Linked DNA regions of Homo sapiens: region 2 is linked to region 1. A link is an interaction called in ENCODE POLR2A ChIA-PET data of the cell type or tissue named here. Cell type or tissue: Panc1. All regions are shown on one strand.

Region 1 (8,000 bases):
CAGCGATGGCTATAGGGTAAAGGCATCTTTGCTGATGCAAAACGAACAGCTCTGAACAGCATCTATGTCAGCCTGAATAAAACAGAGACGGAAAATAGTATCATCAAAATGCATGCAGAAGCAGCCACAGTAGGTATTAAAAATAAATTGCTATTTAGAGAAGTAATACTTGATAAACAAGGACCTCTTAGCACCCTAAAATAAATGCAAATACAGTACAACCTTAATGTCATTAGTTATTTCTCTTCATCCTCCACTCTTAGTTTATGTTTAGGTATCACATCAGATAATAAGCTTTTCAGCAAATCTGGCATTCTTTGCAGCCCACCAACATGACTATATTTTCATACTTCATATATATTCCTCACAAACTATATAAAGCAACTGCATTCTTGGCAGAAAGCTAAATTATGCAAGTATGGAGTTACCACAACATGACATTAAATAAGATTAACTATTTCCATTTTCACCTGGTGAGGGTTCTTTTCAGGATTTAATTCCCATACCCTTGATCTTTACATTTTACATCCATTAAGGAAAATTTGAAGGCAAATAATTTTTTTTTAATTTCCAAGAACAGAAAAAAGGAAAGCATGTGAAAGACTCTGTGTGTATGTCATTCTAATCTTGGAGCTTTACAACAGGCTAATAACCACAAATGCCTCAATCCTGGAACAGGAAAAGTGGTATATATATTTCCATAATGGTCTCTAAATGGAATTAAGATACTTAAATAAGAGTCTTGTGCTTCCATACCTTGAATAGTGCCTGGGGCATGGTAGTCCCTCAATAAATATCTGTTGAATGCATGATTAAGTGAGCAAATAAATGAATGAGTAAACAACTCTCAAAATCCCTAACAGTGTCTAGCATATTATTTGTATAAAATTGGCAATCAATAAATGTTTGTTAAATTAAAATGTATCACGCACAGCCTTTGTGGCAGCCATGGAGATGTGCCACTTAAATTAACATGTTTCAAAGAATGCAGTTAGCTGATGGCTTCCCCACTGGGGATCCACTGCAATATTCAAACCATGCTTACACTCTCCCAAGATAGTTCCCAGCCAAGGATGAAGCATGGCTGGGATACGAGTGAAGAGCTATTTCTGCTCACTGTGATCCCTTCAACAGCCAGTCTTTGTTCTGGGCTCCCCATCAGCCTGACCACAACTTTCTCAGAGATCCACTAAAGTCTGAGGTTCTTCCTACCCAGTCCTCCTCCCTTGCATTCACTGGAGTCAGACCTGCATTGTAGCCCTAAGGCTCTTCCTGCCTACTTGCGCTCTCTCTCCCCATTATCTTCCTTGGGTGTTTTCCATTAAAAAAAAAAAAAAAAAAAACTTTCACTGTTAATTCCACCTTAGTGTCTGCCTCCCAGAAGATTAAGCTGGTAAAGCTTTCAATGATTATTGACTGACATCACAGCCAAAAGAAGGATGGATCTGATTAACATGCATCTAATGTAAATTAGTTAAGTCCTTAGCTTTCTAAACAGATACATTTTTGTAATATCTAATTCTGCACTCCACAGGTGACCTACATTTCCAGGTTTCTTTTAGTTTCTTGGATGCAGTTTCTAGCTTTATAAGACAATAGCACAAGTTTCTAACTGATAGCCAAATAAATGATCAATATGTTATAGGCCAACAGACAATTTTTATACATCATTTTTATATATTCTATACAAAAGAATACCCCATATGAAGAATTCTTAGTAAAATAAAATACATCAGAGAAACAGTCTGACATGGGGAACCTTAGTACAAAAGAAAAAATTTCAGCCTGCAACCCTTCTAAGGCTAGAGTACATTCCCTTATGATGTCTCACTTAAGCACAAGGACCCTTCAATACTTAATGTTGTAAACCTCAAAGAAGTTCTGAGAAGTCACCTGTCCAAGGTAAAGGCCATAGGCAATACTGAACTCAAGTCCATACTGTCTCATGAGATGTCTACTACAATGTCATGTAATGAAAAGAGGTCTAGTAACTCTTTCTATTACATGCTTTTGCCTCTCTAATTTCACCATATAAAGCATTTTTTCAACGCACTTTGACTCATTATTATATTAGCTCTTATATTGTCAGGCAAAAAAAAATAATTCAGTCAGTCACTGTCTGATCACTTTACCTCTGATTTTATCAGAAATAAACTTCAGGTAGGGAAGAGGTGGAGAAAAAAATTATATATTAAATATATGTATATAAATAAATCAGCTAAACACATTTAAATTTGTTCCAATGATTACTTCCAAAATTACCTCTATATTTTTCTCTTATTCCTGTCTGGGGTAAATTTTAAGTATTTCACATAATTAATTCTAATGCTACTTACTAAGTAGAAAAAATTTTTTTTAAAAAATCCCAATGAGAATATGTTTACATTAGAGTTCAATACCTCTGTTGCTGGCTGGTTTGCACTGCTGGCTGGCTTGATGATTTGTATTCATGATGTGTATATTTGTTAGGCTTCTTTTTGTGAATATAGATAAAAGAACCTACAAATTTTGGCAGGGTTAACTTTATAAAAATGGAAAGTTTTATAAAACTTTATAGTAAAGTTTTAATATAAAGCTCCTTATATTAAAGTAGTTACTCATGGGTAAGGGGTCTTAAATTACCTGAATAAGGGGAAGAATGTCATCACAGAATGAATGCTGCTGAAAGCTGTCCTCTGCTTATTTTCCCAGATGTGCCTCACCTTTCACTATATATCTGAGAAATTTGAGACTGTTTTGGGAAGGCCTCTTAAAGAACAAAACTGTTGAAGGAAGAAAAGGAGCCCCAATAATCATGAGACTAGCAAGAAAAATTGCTACAAACAAGTTGCACCTGTTTAAATCCTGGGCTTCCACTTCTTTCACAGCCTAGGAGTAGCATTCCTCAGCGACTTTCAGGGCTCCATAAAATTGGGCATCTTTGCAAGATAAACTTGCTGTAGTTAAGACCAGCCCTTTCTGTTCTTTTAAGAGCCAAAATTCAATATATGAATTTTTCTGCGAAAAAAATAGAATTGTCTATAGAATTGTCTATTAAATTGTCTATGTAGAAGAATGACAGTAAACGTTTGGGTAGTGCAAACTGTGGGACTTTAACAAGCTTTTCCTGAAGACTGAATACATCGTTACACAAATACATCGCAAGCACAAAGGAAACACAATACTTTTGATTTATACCAAAGGAAGAAGCAGCGAAGCAGCAGCAAAGGAGCTCAAAAAAAAAGAGTAGCAGGGTATAAAAATTGTAATAAAGCTCCTCCCCTCACATTAGTGCTTCCACTCCCTCCACATAACGGTGTATGATTAATACTTAAAGGTGGTTGTACATCTGAGAACTGGAAGAAGAGATTACATAAAAATAGTTCACACCAAATATTCTTAGAATAAATCAGTATCAAAGAAGTAGATATACTGGTATATGTACTCATTAGTAAATTTATAAACAAGCATTTATTTTTCCTCTAAATGTAGAAAGTCAACTGAGCATAATAACCCTAAAACATATGAAATTGTTTCTTCCAATTCACAAATATTATTAGTCACACATGTCATTTAATCATCCCATCAATGTTTAACAGGCCTTCTCACATCACATGTAAAAAACAGAATAGCACTGTCTTATTATTGCTGTTCAAATAAACATCACTAACTAGTAAGGAAAGAAGACTACAGAAAGAAGCAGCTAGCTTGCTACTGAGTCTAGAATTAAAAGAGTCTAGAATGGAATCAACTTAACAAAAATTGATAGAAAGCCTCCTGCAGTTAACTACAAAATGAGACCCATCCTCTTGGCTTTTTAGAGGGATGGAAAAAATTATCCATAAATTTCTCAAGGGAGATCATAAGATAGCTGAATACAAAGTGCCATGAAGATTCAAGTAGAGAAAGATATCTGGTTGTAGGGGACTCCAGATGCTTTGTGAAGGAGATGGAGCTGGACCTTCAAAATATGTGGTGTGTGAGATTGTAAAGAAGGGATTCTAGTCAGCAAGGACAGCCGAAGCAAGGTCCTGGGGTCAGGGAGAGACACTCTCTGCCTCTTTCCCTTATTCCTACCTCAACACAAAACAAACGCACAGCACCATTACTTCACAAGCCCTTTCCATGGAGATGCCTTATCACTGTGATGAATGCTTATGTACAAAAATCTTTTACACGTTCAGGCAATTATTCTGTAGGATGGAATGCTGGAAGTGGTTTTGCTGACTCATAACATTATGAACATGTCATTTTAATAGATACTACAAATTACTTTTCTAAAGACTTGTACCAATGTACTATCTTTCTGTCTAATAGCATAGCAAAGGCCCTTTTACCCATACTATTTCCATCACTGGATATTATGTGTCTTACTAATTTTTGCTCATATGATGTTTTTTACTTGTTTTTTCCTCTTCATTAGTAAGGTCAAGGATCTATTTACATGTTAAATGGCTATCTGAAATCCATAAGTTGTCTTTTCATGGTCTTTCTATATGCTTTGCCATTTTATTTGTCAACATTTATAGGCAAGTTTCTTTTGTTGATTGATTTGCAGAAGGTATTGGTTCACTAGTGTTACTTGTCATTTTATGTGCTACACTTATCTGTCTTCCTCAAACTCCTCCTCTATCCCCCACCCAATTGCCCTCTCAACTTCTGCCTTTTAAGATATCTTTTACCTTTCATAAGATTTTATGTAATCAAATCTGCTGATCTTTTCCTAAGATTATAAACTTATCCTTCTGTATTTTCTTTTAAATTTTTAATATTTTCTTTTTTACATAGAAAGCTGCAATTATATGAAGTTTGTTTTTATATAGTGAGAATTAAGGCTCCAACTTAGTTTTCTTACAAATAGATAATTGCTTCAGTACCACTTAGTGGAAAAATCATCTTTTCTCTATTGGTTTGAAATACCACATTTATCCTGTATTATTAATATCGTACTCTCTACTTTTTTAAATTAGCAACTTACCTACACTTCTCTCTCTTCTAGATTACAAAAATTATATGGACTTAAGGAAATTCAGGGTTCCAATTCTAATAAAAATTCCATATTTCCATTAATCGAAGCCAAAGTCAGCGACTTGAAAACATATTCAGGGCTTCTCATGTGTTTTGCAATCTGCCTCTGTCACCAGCTTTACTACACCCTCCTCAACAGTGTACTCTACGTGGCACATGGCAGGACACTAAGCAAATATTTGCTGAATGAGTTAATGTGCAACAGTGAGTTCAGCTTACTCAGATAAAAGTATATAATTTAAGAGTCATCATGTAATCAGCATCAAGTTTCAGCTTATTCATGACAATTCCTAGAAAGGGCAAGTGATAGTTTGTATTACTGAAGGAATTCGACAACTTCACTCCACTACTAAAATAGTCTATCTCCCAGAAAACAATGTTACAGTGCAGTTGATGGGCCCTTCATGGTGCTGGCCACTCCACTCTTCCACTCTCCAAGACAACCATTATGTACCTTATACTCTCTCCCCAAATCTCCAGAAGCCCTCCCCACCAGAAGAAAACTTTCCCATCTTCCCACCACATTCCCATGCACCTGCCTTCCCCCCTGTTAGAATAAATGCTCTTGATTAGGAAAACCCTCCCCCTCTCACAGCTTACTTACTCAAGAACTTTTTAACACCTCTCTTTCCTGGGCCATTCCTCTCTTCTAAATCATTCTCATCATCATACAAACTGAAAACATCTTCATCTTAAAAAAAAACAAAAACCTTCTTGTTGGCCCACATTTCTCTCCATCTACCACCACCACATTTCCCTTTCCCCTCTATAGCAAAATTCCTTGAAAAAGTGCCTGTAGTAACTGTGGTGTTTTGCTTTCCACTTTTCTTCTTCTTGTACATATTCCAAGTTTTACTCCCCACCACCCCTCTAAATTTATGATTGGGGTCATCGCTAACATCCACATTGCCAAAAATTACAGTCAGTTCTTAGTGCTCAGCTTACAACCTCTGTCAGCAATATGTGACACAATTGATTACTCTGTCCTTAAAATAATTTCTTTTCTTGGCTTCAAGGACACCCAGTTCTCATGGTTTTTTCACATTTTACTGGCTGCTCCTTCTCAGTCCCCTTTGATAGATTCTCCCCATCTCTCTGATTTCTACATGTAGGAGTGGCTCAGGCCTCAGTCCTTGAAACTCGAGGTAGTTTCATCTAGTTGACACCTTAAATATCTTAGAGACTCCTAAATTTTTGTTCACCATACACAATCTTAGCCCTAAACTCAAAACTCTTATACAACTACACACTCAACATTTTCACTTGGATGTCCAATCAATATATCAACATCAACATGGTCAAAATAAAAATAAAATGAAACAACAGAAACAGCAAAACCCTCCCCCTCTTTCTCCAGCATCCATCCATTCAGTTACCACCCTAGCTAAGCACCCATTAGCTCTTGCCTCGGTTACCCTAAAAACCTTCTAGCTGGTCCCTATTTCTATTCTGCCAAATTCCCACTCCCCCGGTTCTATTCTTCACAAGTAGTTCTCATGATTCTCTTAAATTCTAACAGGCTATGTAACTTCTTTACTCAAAATTTCCCGTGGTTCCTCATCAACTGAAATAAAACCCAGTATCTTTCCATAGCCTACAAAGTTGTGACCTAGGTCCTCCCTATCTGTCCAACCTTATCTCTTACCAAGACCCCATCACTCACCATTTTCCAGCTAAAACAGACTATCCTATAAATATATAAATAAAATGGTGCCTTGCTCTGCTTCATATACCCATCAAACTAATTTCTACCTCAGCATCTCTGTATTTGTTCTTCCCTCTGCCTGAAACATTGTCTCTGAAGATATCTGTATAGCATGATTCTCATTTAAGTCTCTGCTCAAATACTACCTTCCCTCTATTTTTTTATCTCAATTTATTTTTCTTCATAGTACTTAGTACAGTCATCCCTCTCCACCTGTGAGGACTGGCGTCAGGACCCCCACTCCCAGATAGCAAAATCCATGGATGCTCAAGTCCATGATATAAAATGGTGGAATATTTGCATATAACCTATGCACATCCACCTGTATATTTTAAATCATCTCTAGATTACTTATAATTACTTATAATATCTAATACAATGTAAATTTTATGTAAATAGTTGTTACACTGTTGTATTGTTTAGGGATAATGACAAGGGAAAAAAAGTCTGTATATGTTCAGTACAGACACAGCCATCCTTTTTTTTCCAAACACGTTCAATCCCTGGTTGGTTGCATCCATGGATGCGAAACCCACAGACATAGAAGGCTGACTGTACTACCTTACATTCTATTATGCATTTATTTATTATCAGACATCTTAACTAGAATGTAAGTTCTATGAAAGCATGGATTTTTAAAAATTCACTTTTGTATCCTCAGAACCTAGAAGAGTGCCTGACACATAATAGATACTTAATAAGTGTTTGTTGAAGAAATGAGTAAACAAATGAGCAAATATACAGTCTGTCTATGAATTTGGCTTAATGATCCTAGCTTAATACATAATCCAAGAGGGAAAAAACTTGTTTTGAGCATTACTCACTTTTCGTTGTTTTACAGAGTCCAATTTTATGAGCCAATATGAAGCCACTTTGGTTTTATGATACTTCCAGTTATCAATGATCTGTTTGGAAGGAGGAACATTAAGAAATTTACAGGTTGAAACCCATTTTTTAAATTAATTTGTGTAATGAAAGCACTATAATATACTTGCAACAAATAATGCCAACTTTCATAAAAACACATGTGCAAAGATTTCTAATACAAATTAAAGAAACCATCTACATCCAAAGCTTTCTATTCTAGTTGTATTAAGAATACAATCTCTGTGGCCCACACCTGTAATTCCAGCACTTTGGGAGGCTGAGGCAGGCAGATCACTTGAGGCCAGGAGTTCAAGACCAGCCTGGCCAATATGGCAAAACCCTGTCTCTAAGAAAAATGTAAAAATTAGCTGGGTGTGGTAGTGCATGCCTGTAATCCCAGCTATTTGGGTGGCTGAGGCAC
Region 2 (8,000 bases), 160 kb after region 1:
GGAGATGTGGCGGATTTGAAATTGGTGAGATGTTTCTTGGGCTGGTCGGTCTGAAGACCTGAGGTCGTAGGTTGATCTTTCTCACGGAGCAAAGAGCAGGAGGACGGGGGATTGATCTCCCAAGGGAGGTCCCCCGATCTGAGTCACGGCACCAAATTTCACGCGCGTCCATGTGAAGAGACCACCCTGATTTGTTTTTCTATGTTATATTTATTAACTCATTATTTTTGCTTTCCACCTTTTTATAATACATTGATAGAAATAGGATGTCAAATTGTTCTCCAAGTGAATCATACAAATTAATCCTCTCTTCCATACAATATAAAAATACCTTTTAACACATATATTAACAAGTCTTAGATAAAGTGTTATCATTCTTTATGGTAGTTATGAATCAGATATGTAGAGAATCTTATCCTATTATTATTTTATTTTGCATGTATAAATCTGAATTTCTTTTCAAGTATTTTTTGGCTGTTTTGGGGTTGACTGCTAATTTTCTTTACCACTTTTCATCTTACTTGTAAATAAGATTTGTAGGTGTTATTTATATTTAAATAATATTAGATCTTTGACTAATCTTTTGTAATTTTTTGGCTGGCTTTTCTTTTTCCTTCCTTTTTTTTTTTTTTTCTTTTTGCCACATAGGCATATATATGCTTTTTTATTTTATGGTTTCCAGTTTTGTGTTACACTTTTAGAAAATTTTTCTCTACTCTATCATTATAAAAAATTTACTTATGTTTTCTTACAACACTTCCAGGATTTTACTTATTGCATGTATATCTGTAATACTTTTGGAATTAATTTTGGTACAAGAAATGAAACAATCATCTAACTTTTTTCTTACTGGTTAGCTAGTATAATATGTATTTCACAGGCCTTATGAATATTAGTAACAAGACTAGTTAAATCTAATAGTCTAATCAACAGGGAGACTATAGCTGCTTTTTTATTCTTTTGGCTGTATAGTGAAGCAGACTTGTTTTGGAAACAAGAAGGCTCTTAGAGATGAACTTTTAATCTCAGAAAAACTGATAATTTACTTAAAAATTAAAGAAAAGAATACCACATTTTTTGTATTAGCTGATCTATTTTCAGTTTTTCCAGTTGAATTTTTTTCTTTCAATTTTATCACATACTTATTTTCTTATTTACAGGAAGAAAAAACAATTGCTTTATACAGGTTGCCAAATTGTTATCCAAATGTATTATACAAATAGAGGGGAAAGGAGGAATAGTACAGTTCACATTTAGAGTACCTACTTTGTGTTATAAAATATGTAAGACTCTATGTTGTCCACAAAGAATAGACACTATTGTTAAGGAGACAGGATTGATAAGACCGGATGATGGAAAGAGCAACATGGGGGAAAATATCTAAGGATATCTAAGGAAGGGTGATTTTCTAAGGAAGCATGTGTCATTCTATGCTATCATCAATGTAGAATTTGAAATATGGAAGACAAATGTTTACTGTGTATTATTTAGGATTGTGTTCAGTAGCTGAAAATAACATGAAACCTAACCAACAGAAGCTTAAAAGGGGATTATGTATTTCAGAGATTCAACAATGTCATCAAAAACTAGGCTTCTCTATCTTTCTGATCTCCTATGTGGAGAAAGTGGTTTTGTCCTTGTATCCAGGCAAAAAAAAAAAAAAAAAAAAAAAAGTGGAAAGATAGGTAGGAAGGAGAAGTACCTACACCAGAAAATTGAAAATTTTTAAATAAATCCTTAGCTTACATCTTCTTGCTCAAATTGATCACATATTCACCCTGAGCTGTAAGGGAGCCATGGAAGCAACACTTTTTAAAAACAATATAAACCCAAACAAAACTGTGCTTTTGTTGGTAAGAAGGAAGAGAAAAAATGGACTTTGGGAACGCAACTGGCAGTGTCTTTAGTCTTGAGCTTTTAAAATTCATTGTTTACCCTGGTACTGAGTTATTTTTAGAACACAAATCACTCATTCCTCTGTAGAATCCTTCAATAGCTCCCTTTCACCGTCAGGATAAAATAAAAACACATTAGGATAGGTACAAGCCCCCTTTAATCCAGTTATTTTCTACTTCAGCATCTACATCTTTTCCCATTTCCCCATAACGATCCTCCCATATTGGAGTATTTACATTTCCCTGATTGACGTGACCACACTCACATTTCACTGCCTCTGTATAGGCTCAAATGCATGTTCTGCTTCACATGTTTGTCCCCATCTCTCAAGCCCTCTGGCCAACTTCCACTTCCACTTCAATGCTCAAGTGTAGCAATCCTTTTTCTGAGCAGTTTTTCCCAAAGTCAGAGTTAAATACCCTCCTTCTCAGTGATTTCACAAAAACCATTGTATACTTATAACACTGTGCATTAGAAACACACACTGCATTAGATAGAGTTTGCTTATCTGCCTCTTCTCTTAGACTGAACTGGCAGATCACACAAGCTCAGGAAATGTAGCTAAATGAATGAATGAGGTCAACTCTATCACATGATGCTTCTAGTAACATTATCTTAAAAATATAGAAAGCAAATATTGGGAAAATTACAAAGAAAAATCAACAAATCCATCATCCTGTAGTGGGAGATTTTATTACCCTCCATCAGTATTTGCTAGATTAAGTATCCAAAAATCAGTAAGCTTATACAACACTTGAACATGATTAACAAATTTAACTTAATAGACATATATGAAACACAACGAAATAACTGCAGAACACACATTCTTTTCATTCATGCTGACTTGTGACAGGTATAAGATTTGACCATTTAACTTGGTCATAGAGCATGTCTAAACAAATTGGAAGAATGAGATAACACAGGAAATGTACTCTGACAACAGCGCAACAATGGTAGAAATTAATAACAAAATCTAACTAAAAAATCTCTTACAGCTGTAGGTTTTCATTAGGAATATGATACATTTTGAGTTAACTTTTGTATTTTGCATGAGGTATGGATCAAAGTTCTTTTTAAAAGATGGATATCCACTGTTACAGCAGTTTGTTTCAAAGATATTCCTTTCTTCACTCAAAATGTACCTTTGAACCTTTTGCACCTTTGTCAAGAATCAACTGAAAGTATACGTATGGGTCTATTTCTGACTACATGTCTGTCTTTACACCAAAATCATACTATCTTAATTAGTGAAGCTTTATCATAAGTCTTTAAATCAGGCAGTGTATATGTTACAACTTGCTTTTTCTTTTTCAGAGTTGTGTTAGCTATTCTTTCTAAATCCTTTGCACTTCCATGTGAATGTTAGAATCAGCTTGTCAATGAAAAAAAAAAGGTGATGTAATTTTGCTTGGGAATCCATTGAATCTGTAGATAAATTTTAGGAGGAAGTGACATCATAACAAAATTGAGTCTTCTGATGCATGAACATGGCTTATCACTTCATTAACTTAGCTCTTCCTTAACTTTTTTTTTTTTTTTTTTGAGACGGAGTCTCACTCTGTCGCCAGGCTGGAGTGCAATGGCGCGATCTCGGCTCACTGCAACCTCCCCCTCCAGGGTTCAAGCAATTCTCCTGCCTCAGCCTCCTGAGTAACTGGGATTACAGGCATGTGCCACCATGCCCAACTAATTTTTGTATTTTTAGTAGAGATGGGGTTTCACCATGTTGGCCAGGCTGGCCTCAAACTCCTGACCTCAGGTGATCCACCCACCTTGGCCTCTCAAAGTTCTGGGATTACAGGCATGAGGCACCACGCCACCGTGTTAACTTCTCACAGCAATATTTTATAGTTTTACGTTTACAGGTCTTGAACCTCTTTTGTCACATTTATTCCTAAGTATTTAATATACTTGATGCTACTGTAAGTTGAACTTTAAAAATTTTAATGCACAGACTAGAACTTTCAGTAAAATGTTAAATAGAAGTGGTGAAAGCAATCACTCTTATCATGTTTCTGATCTCAGGAAGAAAGAATTTGATGTTTCAACACTTGTTAGCCTAAGGGTTTAGGTAGATGTCATACATTTGGATGAAGAAGTTCCCTTCTATTCCTAGATGAAAGTTGTTTTAAAATCAGAAATGAAATTGGATTTTGTGAAATGATTTTCTGCATCTATTGGGATGATTATGATTTCAACATTTTACTCTGTTAATATGGTAAATTATAATACACTGATTGCTTTTCAAATGTTAAGATAATCTTGCATTTCTGATATAAGCCCCACTTGGCAATGATGTATTATCCCTTTTATATGTTATTGGATTTAATGTGTTACCATTTCATTTAGAATTTTTGCATGTATGCTAGTAATTGATACTGGTTTGTAGATTTCTTTTTTTTTTTTTTTTTTTTTTTTGTGACAGAGTCTCACTTGTCGCCCAGACTGGAGTCCAATGGCGCGATCTTGGCTCACTGCAACCTCCGCCTCCCGGGTTCAAGTGATTCTCCTGCCTCAGCCTCCTGAGTTGTTGGGATTACAGGTGCCTGCCACCATGCCTGGCTAATTTTTTTTTTTTTTTTGTATTTTAGTAGAGATGGGGTTTCGCCATGTCGGCCAGGCTGGTCTTGAACTCCTGACCTCAGGTGATCCACCTGCCTTCTCCTCCCAAAGTGTTGGGATTACAGGCGTCAGCCACTGTGCCCAGCCTGTAGATTTCTTTCTTGTAACATCTTTGTCTGGTGTTGGTAACAGAGTAATGTTGGTGCCATAGCATAAGTTAAGATGTATATCCCCATCTTTAATTTTGGGGAAGACTTTGTGTAGAATTGGTATTATTTTATTCTTAAATATTTGGTAGAATTCACTAGTGAAGCCATCTGTACTTGGAGTTTGTGCCCTAGTGCTAAGCAAAAATTTGTTAGATATGACAGCAAAATCATGATCCAAAAAAGAAAAAAAATGATAAATTGAATTTCGTTAAAATTAAGAACTTCTGTTCTTTGACGGACAGTATTAGTAGAATGAAAGATAAACCACAGATTAAATGAATATGTTTGCAAATAACATCTGATAAAATAACTGTATTCAGAATAAAGAACTCTCAAAATGCAATAATAAAAATAGAGAACCCAATAAAAGTGGGCAAAATGTTTGAATAGATATTTCACCAAAAAAAGATGCATGGATGGCAAGTAGGCACAGAAAAAGATGCTCAAGATTACTATCATTAGCTAAATGTAAATTATTACCATAATAGAATACTATTACACATTTGTTAGAATATCTAAAATTAAAAATTAAAAGGATTGATCATACTAAAGTACTGGTGAGAGTGTGGAACAATTAGAACCCTCATACTGTTGGGAATGTAAAATGTTAGACTATCTTAGAAAAACAGCTTGGCAATTTCTTTAAAAATTAAACATATATGTCTCATATGATCCAGCCATTCTACTCCTAGGATTCACCCAAGTTAAATGAAAGCATAAAATCGTACAAAGACCTGTATACGAATACTCACAGTAGCTTTACTGTAATAGCCAAAATTGGAAATATTGTAAATATTGATCAGCAGGTGAATGTGTACACATAGCCATACAATGAAATACTACTCAACAATAAAAACCAGTGAACTCTTGATATGTGAAACAACATGGATTAATCTAAAAATAATTATGCAGAGTGAAAGAAGCCATACCAAATAAGAATACATACTGCTTGAGCCCATCATTTAAATTCAATGAAATGCAAGCTAAACTATAGTGACAGAAAGCAGGCACATCATTGACTAGGACTTGGTGGGCAAGGAGGGGCATGAGGGAAAGATTACAAAGGAGCAAGAGGAAACTTTTTAAGGTGATGAATATATTCATTATTGTAATTGTACTGATGGTTTTGTGTGTACATAAATTTTAAAAATTATTGCACACTTAAATATGTCAACTATCTTTAATAAAGCTGATAAAATATTAAATACTTCAGAAATACTAGAAAGGAAATAAAAAGTCTAACCATATGTGATGGTTTATTTCAGGTGTCAACTCGACTGAACTGGGGGATGCTTCTGGATGTGTCTGTGAGGGTGTTTCCAGAAGAGATTAACCTGTGAGTCAGTGGACTGACAGAAGAAGACCCACTCTCAATGTGGGCAGGCACCGTACGATCAGTTGGGGGCCTAGGGATGAGAAAAAACAGGGGAAAAAAGAGGTGATTGGTGATTCTCTCTATCTCCCTCCCTCTTCTCTCTTTCCCTCCATCCCTTTCTCCTCCCCCGACACTCCTTTCCTGGAGCAGGATACTTGTTCTCCTTCTGCCTTTGGACACAAGACTCCAAGTTTTTCAGCTTTTGGACTCAGCAACTTGCACCAGAGGTTTCCCAGGGCTCTGGTGCCTGACTGGGAAGCTGGACTGTCAGCTTCCCTGGTTCTGGGGTTCCTGAACATGGACTGAGCCACTACTGGATTCTCTTCTCCTTGGTGATACCATGAGCCAATTTCCCTTAATAAATCCCCTTCCATATATCCTACTGGTTCTGTTTCTCTTAGAGAACACTGATTAATACACCATGAATGGGGAGAAGATAATTGCCACATATACAGGCTAGAAAAAGTTAGGATTTAGCAAATATGCAGAGCCCCTAGGAATCAGTAAGAAAAATGTTAACAACTCAATACAGAAGTGGATAAAAGTAATGGAGAGAAATGTCACATAAGTGGCTCTCAAACATATAAAATTTTATACACATTTTTTTCAGCACACAAATTAAAACCACTTTTCAGATTGGTTAAACTAGACTTTTGGAAACACTGGTTTTACTGGTTATTGTTCTGGAATGAGACAGATCTGGGTTGAAATGAAGTATATATGGTTCTTGATTTCCTAGGTATAAAAATTTGGGCAAGTTATATTACCTGTATCTGTCTGATCTTCATTTTGTGAAATGGGAATATAACAGGTCTTTAGATATATTACTTCATATAATTCACAAAACAGTCAATTGTTGTGCGAATTATGTGAAGTAATATATTTAAAGGGTTTTAGTGCAGAGCCTGGTAGATAAGATAAGCTTTTGTAAATTTTAGTTACAATTACAATTGTTGGTGGTGAGGTTGTGATTTTGTAGCCCAGAGGTCAGCTGGGGCCATTCAGCTACTTAACTCTACAAAAAGTTGATTCCAATCCCAATTACATGGATTTTATATCCAAAACTTTCCCCATGATTTTATACACACCTCTTATAGGTTTATATTTACATATACAGGTCATATATTTTCTGAGACTCTCTGGTTTTCTGATTTCCTGTCTGTCAAGAGTTTTTGGTCTTTGTTCGATAATATCTTACAGCTATTCATTTCTCTGTCATAATTTTAAGTCAAAGGTGAAAATGCCCTTTATACTTTATCATTTCCTTCAGAGTAACCACAAAGATGGGCCGTTGCTTGTAGCAAAACTTTAATTGAAGATTTGGGGGCTACCTTAAGTGATACATAGGAAACAACTCAGAATCAATTGTTAGATCCTTTATCTGCAATAGCTGCTCCTGACTCCTTCAATCTTACTAATTTTCCCTTTCTATCTCCCTTCTTTCCAGATTACTCTTAATTTTGAATTCTCCTTTAATTAAACAGACCATTTCAGCTCTCTAGCCACTCCTACACTTGCATAGTTACTGATAAAACAAATGGCTTTTATTTAGCAAGAGTCATTGTTTCTTAGAGAATACATGTGGTTATAAGTAGTATATAATAAAATGTTTGGAAATAAAAAAGTAAAAATCACCTTAATGTTCTGCAGTGGTTCTGCCATATCCAACAGATAGTATTTAAATAGCAACTTCAACTTATAGGTCAGAAAAACTAAGAAATTATATTTGAATTCATTCTCTTTAATTAGACCCTGAATAATTATTTAACATAATTTTTAAAAGAAATTAAACTTGAGTTTCCTTCTTTATCCTTTCTGTGTTTCCAAATAATCATGAGTTATAGTGGTAAGACCCTCTAACACATCTGTGTGAAGTTCAGTGAAACACTGGCTTGGGAATCTAGAGCCTTGGTTTCAGTCCTGTTTTTTTCTCAGACGATTTAACAAATCCACTTAAC

Evidence for each region. ChIA-PET counts read pairs that join two places held together with the same protein. Peaks named below come from ENCODE experiments on the same cell type or tissue, not always from the same donor. Only the 100,000 strongest peaks of a DNase experiment are listed, where the experiment ranks them.
Region 2: POLR2A ChIA-PET joins it to region 1 with 11 read pairs; 2 of 35 experiments call an interaction of 5 or more read pairs at or near these places.

The regions. Positions count from the first base shown.
Region 1 is chr1:83,896,543-83,904,542 of GRCh38, forward strand. It overlaps TTLL7 (tubulin tyrosine ligase like 7), which reads right to left. Exons shown (of 21, transcript NM_024686.6): 18 at 7,537-7,617. Among named protein-coding and RNA genes, the nearest start is that of LINC01725, 40 kb to the left of the region's middle. In Panc1, no CTCF peak of the experiment used is centred here; DNase peaks (open chromatin) are centred at 4,189 and 5,179.
Region 2 is chr1:84,058,760-84,066,759 of GRCh38, forward strand. No RefSeq gene overlaps it. Among named protein-coding and RNA genes, the nearest start is that of TTLL7, 64 kb to the left of the region's middle. In Panc1, no CTCF peak of the experiment used is centred here; no DNase peak of the experiment used is centred here; H3K27me3 peaks cover 615 bases.